Linked DNA regions of Homo sapiens: region 2 is linked to region 1. A link is an interaction called in ENCODE POLR2A ChIA-PET data of the cell type or tissue named here. Cell type or tissue: PC-9. All regions are shown on one strand.

Region 1 (2,500 bases):
TTACAGATATGTAGGTTGTATCTTCACAGGTAGTCAATACAGACTATCGGCAGCTCTGAAGCAAATTACAGAGAAATTGGACCCATACGCTGATTGAGCCATACCTGAAGCTCCATCCTTCTGAAATTCTAAGTTATATGCATCAGTTCATCTCCTTTGCTACCTAAGCCATTTGAGTTGCATTTTTTAAATTAATTATAACCAAAAGCATCAAGTGATACAACAGTTTAACTATACAACCTCGGGGTAACACAGAGTCTCCCACCCTGCATAAAATACTCAAGTTGAAATCACTTTTCAGTCATCCATTATATTCACTCATTACAGGTGCTGGAGACAGAGCAGTCAACAGGAGAAAACATCACCCCTAACCTACTTCACCTGGGACAATGAGCGCACTACCATATGCTGAGCTTAAGAAAACTGTCATCGGTAAATGTACCGATTAAAAAGAAAAAGGCCAAAGGACACTAAAACATGATCTACCCCAAGCTTTCAAAGTTAAGAAGCATCAACCCAACGTATCACTCCAACCGTGTCTTGGAGCAGCTGGATGTGACACCAAAGATCTGTAACTGTCCTCACTATTTGTGGAGGCACTGTCTTCTGTGCCATTCAATACGGTAGACACTAGCCACAAGCAGATAGATTTAAACTGTGTGTCAGTACAATGTAAAATTCAGTTCCTCAGCCACATTACAGGTACACAATTGCCACATGTGGCTAGGGAATAAAATATTGCACAGTGTAGATAAAGAATATTCCATCATCACAGAAAGTTCTATTAGTCAATGCTGTCTTTCCACCGGAGTTCCCTTTCTGCCTTAAAAGGGCAAGCATGGTACAGAGGAAAAGGTCCCTCTAAATTACTAAAACCCTGAAGCAAGAAAATGAACTTCCACAAACACATATGCACACACCTAGCATTTGCCCCCTAGAAGAACTTGCAGCTCAAATAACTCAATTTGTCTTTCTATTCTTGACTGCCTCCCACAATCAGTGTTCATTCGAGTGTACAGTGGGGTCTGTTACCATCACTTGTTAGATAACTGGAAGAAAGGCCAATATTTTAGAGCCTGGAGCATCACACGCTGGACTTGCCACATTCAGCCAGAGCACCTTTAAACACTGGATTCACAGAGTCCACACCCCCAGGATTCTGATCCCGTAGGTCTGGGATGGGGTCTAGTAATCCCCATATTTAACAAACACCCTGCCTGATTCTATGTAAGTGGCTGTTCTGTGGACCACTCTTTGGAGGTGGAGTATCAGGACTGTGCTGAGCAGGGAGACATGAGTCAGAATCACTAATAAAGCCACGCCCCGGTGACTATAACTTGAAAACTCTCCCAGGTAATTCTGATATACTTTCCATTCACCCAAATCCAATGTGTGGGGTACTGTGTTCAAAGTTGATGATTTTCTTCAAGAAGCTGTGCCTGCAATCTGTTAGCAGCCATCAGGTGAATATAAGTGCCTGGTAACAGGTGCACAGGACTGCAAATTTCCCCCGCAGCCTTTTCCCGAATGTCTCTTTCCCCTCTGGAATTCAGGCAACAGGGTGACTCACCATGTTGTATTAAACCCCATGGATAAGCTCCTTCCACCAAAAAAAAGCCTCCAATCCTTACAACCAGCTGTCTTATTCCCATTAATGGCTTCTTCTCACAATTATCTTTCTTTGGGATAATTTATTTCACACAGAATATCTTGAGCTTACATTTTTAGCTAAAATGTCGCAGAAACAAATTCACATTGCTTAAGAAAGCCAGGGCCTTTCTTCCCTATGGCAGTATTTTCCCACGGAGTTGAAGAGACATACCTAGGCAACAGCTACATGAATTTTTCCTTTGCTGGGCATCCTATTTTCCCGATTTTTCTCTTATAAATAATGACACATGTATAATATATCAATATTGAGATAACACTTTGTGTCTTCAAAAGTTTTCTCTTTTTAATTTTAAAAGAAAAATAAATTTATAGGGTTAATAAATGTGGCTCATAGATTCAAATAGGCAGAAGCCAGGACATTTCCTTGGATGTAGGTATCCGAAACAACAGTCTCATCTGCTGTCCTTACACTGGAATGAACAATTACTGGGGATTTTTTTCCATCTTTGCCTAAACTCAAGATTCAAAGTCCCAAATTAACCCATAGCTTTTGGACACGTGTCAGCCATTCGAACATGGAATCTCATTGTCTCTGTTACCTATTGCCATTATAATGCCATATAATTAACAATCACGAAACCTCAGTGGCATATAGCAATATGCATTTATCACATATGTACCTAGAGTTCACTTAGGGTCAGCTAGAGTGCTCTGCTAATCCTAACTGAAATAAAACAGGTTTCATATACACTGTGGAGGAACTTAACTGTGCATTTGCACTGTGACATGGCTAAACTCTTTAACAAAGACGAAAGCACAGAAATTTAACCTGGGATCGCCCAGCCTGAAACACCATGAAATATAAGCTTTTTGTGCCACATTATCCTTG
Region 2 (2,500 bases), 520 kb before region 1:
ATTGTTAGTGTCACTAAGCAACACACACACACATACACTGCCCCCTCCCCACTCCCAGGTGTGCTGTACCTCCAGCAGAACAAAGTTGAAAAGGTAAGATCCTTGTCTTCTGAGAACTTGGAATCAGTTTGGGTCTGTGTCTAATCAGAATTGATGCCTCATTGTAAATGAGAAAGCAGCTAAAAGAGACTTGACTGATTGTCATCCCTATAACACATTATAAAATAAACACGAATAAAGAAGGCCAGCCTCCTCCTCAGGAATCAGGGGAAGTTGTTGAGTTATTTAACACTTTATATGTGGTAATCTACAAATCACTTCACAAGGAAGCAAGGCCACTCAGGGCAACATAAATGGATCCTTTCTAGAAGCACCATTTTGAATAATGGGGCATTCTCTGTCCAAAACTCTCAACTATGATAACAAAGGTCAGAAACAGGACCCTTATTTTTTCTATCCCAGATCTCAACACAGTAGTGTCAGTAATTGTGTCTCATAAATGGAATAATGCCAAGCCATTCAACAGCAGGTGTGTAAAGACAATTATTTTATTCCAGCTATAACTTGCATGTTTGGGATCAGCAGACCATTTCAGGTTCCATCTTGCATGGAAGAACACTGTGTGATGAAGGTATTGGAATCTCGTTTTAAAAACCACACCTACAATACTTGAAATAAATAAGGACTTGGCATTTATTCCATTGTACTGATGATTTGCAAAAGTGGCCTAGACATGAGAGATGGGAAGCATCTGATCTGGTTTTCATGATCCTACTTCTAGCTCTTTTCTCTATAGCTATGACATGGGATGAAGGAAAAGAAGAAGTTTTGAGTGCCAAATCCAAGTAGCTCCAAAGGAACTATTCAAACCGTCCATGTATCCTTTTCCTGGAAGCCAGGTGCTCTCAGTTAAGTGTAAACATGTTACCTTTCAAGGAGATCCACATTATGTCAAAGAAAAATGTGAACCTTCCAGATTGTTGAATGAATCATATAATACAAAAAGAGAGTATATGTTTGTCTAGGGCAAGCAAATGGTTCCCAGTAATAAACAAAAACAGCAGCTCAAGGAGCTGATGTAAGAAGAACCAGTCTTGATCCAGCTCTGCCACTAAATTAATTATGTGACTACCTTGGAACATTCCCTTTTATGCACTCAATGTCCTTATCTGTAAAACAAAAAGGGTAACTACTGCTCTGACTATATCACAGAATGATTGTGAGACCAAATACATTCATGTGCAAGGATACAAACCCCTCAGCAAATTAAAGGCATTAGAAAATTATGTTCATTTAAAAAATCTGTATTTAGGCCAACGTCTATTCTTTATATGCATTATCTCATTTAATCCTTGCAACAACACTATAAAGTAGTTAATATTATTATCCTATGTCACAGATGAGAAAACATGCACACATTATGTGACTTGCCAAGAATTACACAGCTGGTAAGTGTCAGGACCAGGACTTGAAACCAGGTTTTTGTTACTAGGTGGGAACTTCTGTACACAAAGAAGACATTGGGGAGGGGTGGGAGGATAAACTAGTGGAGGAGCGAGGTGCAGCTGAATTTCCACAGCTCTTCACCCAGGGTTGAATAAATCAACACTGTCTTCATCCAGGAAACATAGCAGGGAGCTGATGGAGTTGACGGTCTGGGAGAAGAAAGCTGGTAAAACCCTTCCCCACAACCTCTTTGATCCCAAACCTAAACTGTCAGGAACTATGTCTTACTGCCTCTTAACCAGAATACTGAGGAGGACCAGAAAACATTCCACAGGAAAGTCAACCTGAACATGAACATTAACCATTTTTCCTCATTTTTCAGGGAAGGGAACTTTGGCACATACAAACTCATGGAAACCTCGCATTCATTAAAGTCAGGAACATGAGAGTTCTCAGGTTGTAACTGATTCATTTCAAACAGTATTAAAAAGCATCCAGGAAATAAAGGATAAGAATCTTCAGCATTAGATACACATTTATCAGAAATCAACTTTTGAGGATTATCCTTGAAGGCATTTTTGTTCCAAGAGGGATTCAGGAAACCAGTAACGCTATACCCTAGCGCTAAAAGTTGTCTATGAGAAAAGGGGATGAGAGCAGATAGACTCTCTCCATTATGGCAGGTAATAATACTTTCACTTTCTCTGATTAATTATAGCAATTGTTTGTGTAAAATGGAATGAACTACTTCCAACAATTTCAACCAGATAATTTTCAAAAGCATATTAAAAGAAAATAATTATTTTGGTGAAAAGCTGTGATTAATTAAGAATATCAAGTTTCCACAAATTAGGTGACTTTGCATGGTTAATGCTAAATACTGAATGTTTCTAATATTCGGCAGCTTTCTTGCTTAGTTAAAAAAAAAAAAAAAATAACTGGGGCCAGGCATGGTAGCTCACGAGTTCAAGACCAGCCTATGCAAATAGTGAAACCTTGTCTCTAAAAAAATTTTTTTAAATTAGCCAGATATAGTGGCACGTGCCTGTAGTCC

Evidence for each region. Peaks named below come from ENCODE experiments on the same cell type or tissue, not always from the same donor. Only the 100,000 strongest peaks of a DNase experiment are listed, where the experiment ranks them.
Region 2: POLR2A ChIA-PET joins it to region 1 with 10 read pairs; 1 of 35 experiments calls an interaction of 5 or more read pairs at or near these places.

Annotation. Positions count from the first base shown.
Region 1 is chr3:66,020,506-66,023,005 of GRCh38, forward strand. All of the region lies in intron 1 of MAGI1 (membrane associated guanylate kinase, WW and PDZ domain containing 1), which reads right to left. LOC124900543 (a long non-coding RNA gene) reads right to left here. Exons shown (of 2, transcript XR_007095951.1): 1 at 1-2,500. Among named protein-coding and RNA genes, the nearest start is that of MAGI1, 17 kb to the right of the region's middle. In PC-9, no CTCF peak of the experiment used is centred here; a DNase peak (open chromatin) is centred at 1,386; H3K4me3 peaks cover 726 bases; H3K27ac peaks cover 2,009 bases.
Region 2 is chr3:65,503,029-65,505,528 of GRCh38, forward strand. The region is part of intron 2 of MAGI1 (membrane associated guanylate kinase, WW and PDZ domain containing 1); the gene reads right to left. Among named protein-coding and RNA genes, the nearest start is that of LINC02040, 330 kb to the left of the region's middle. In PC-9, no CTCF peak of the experiment used is centred here; a DNase peak (open chromatin) is centred at 993.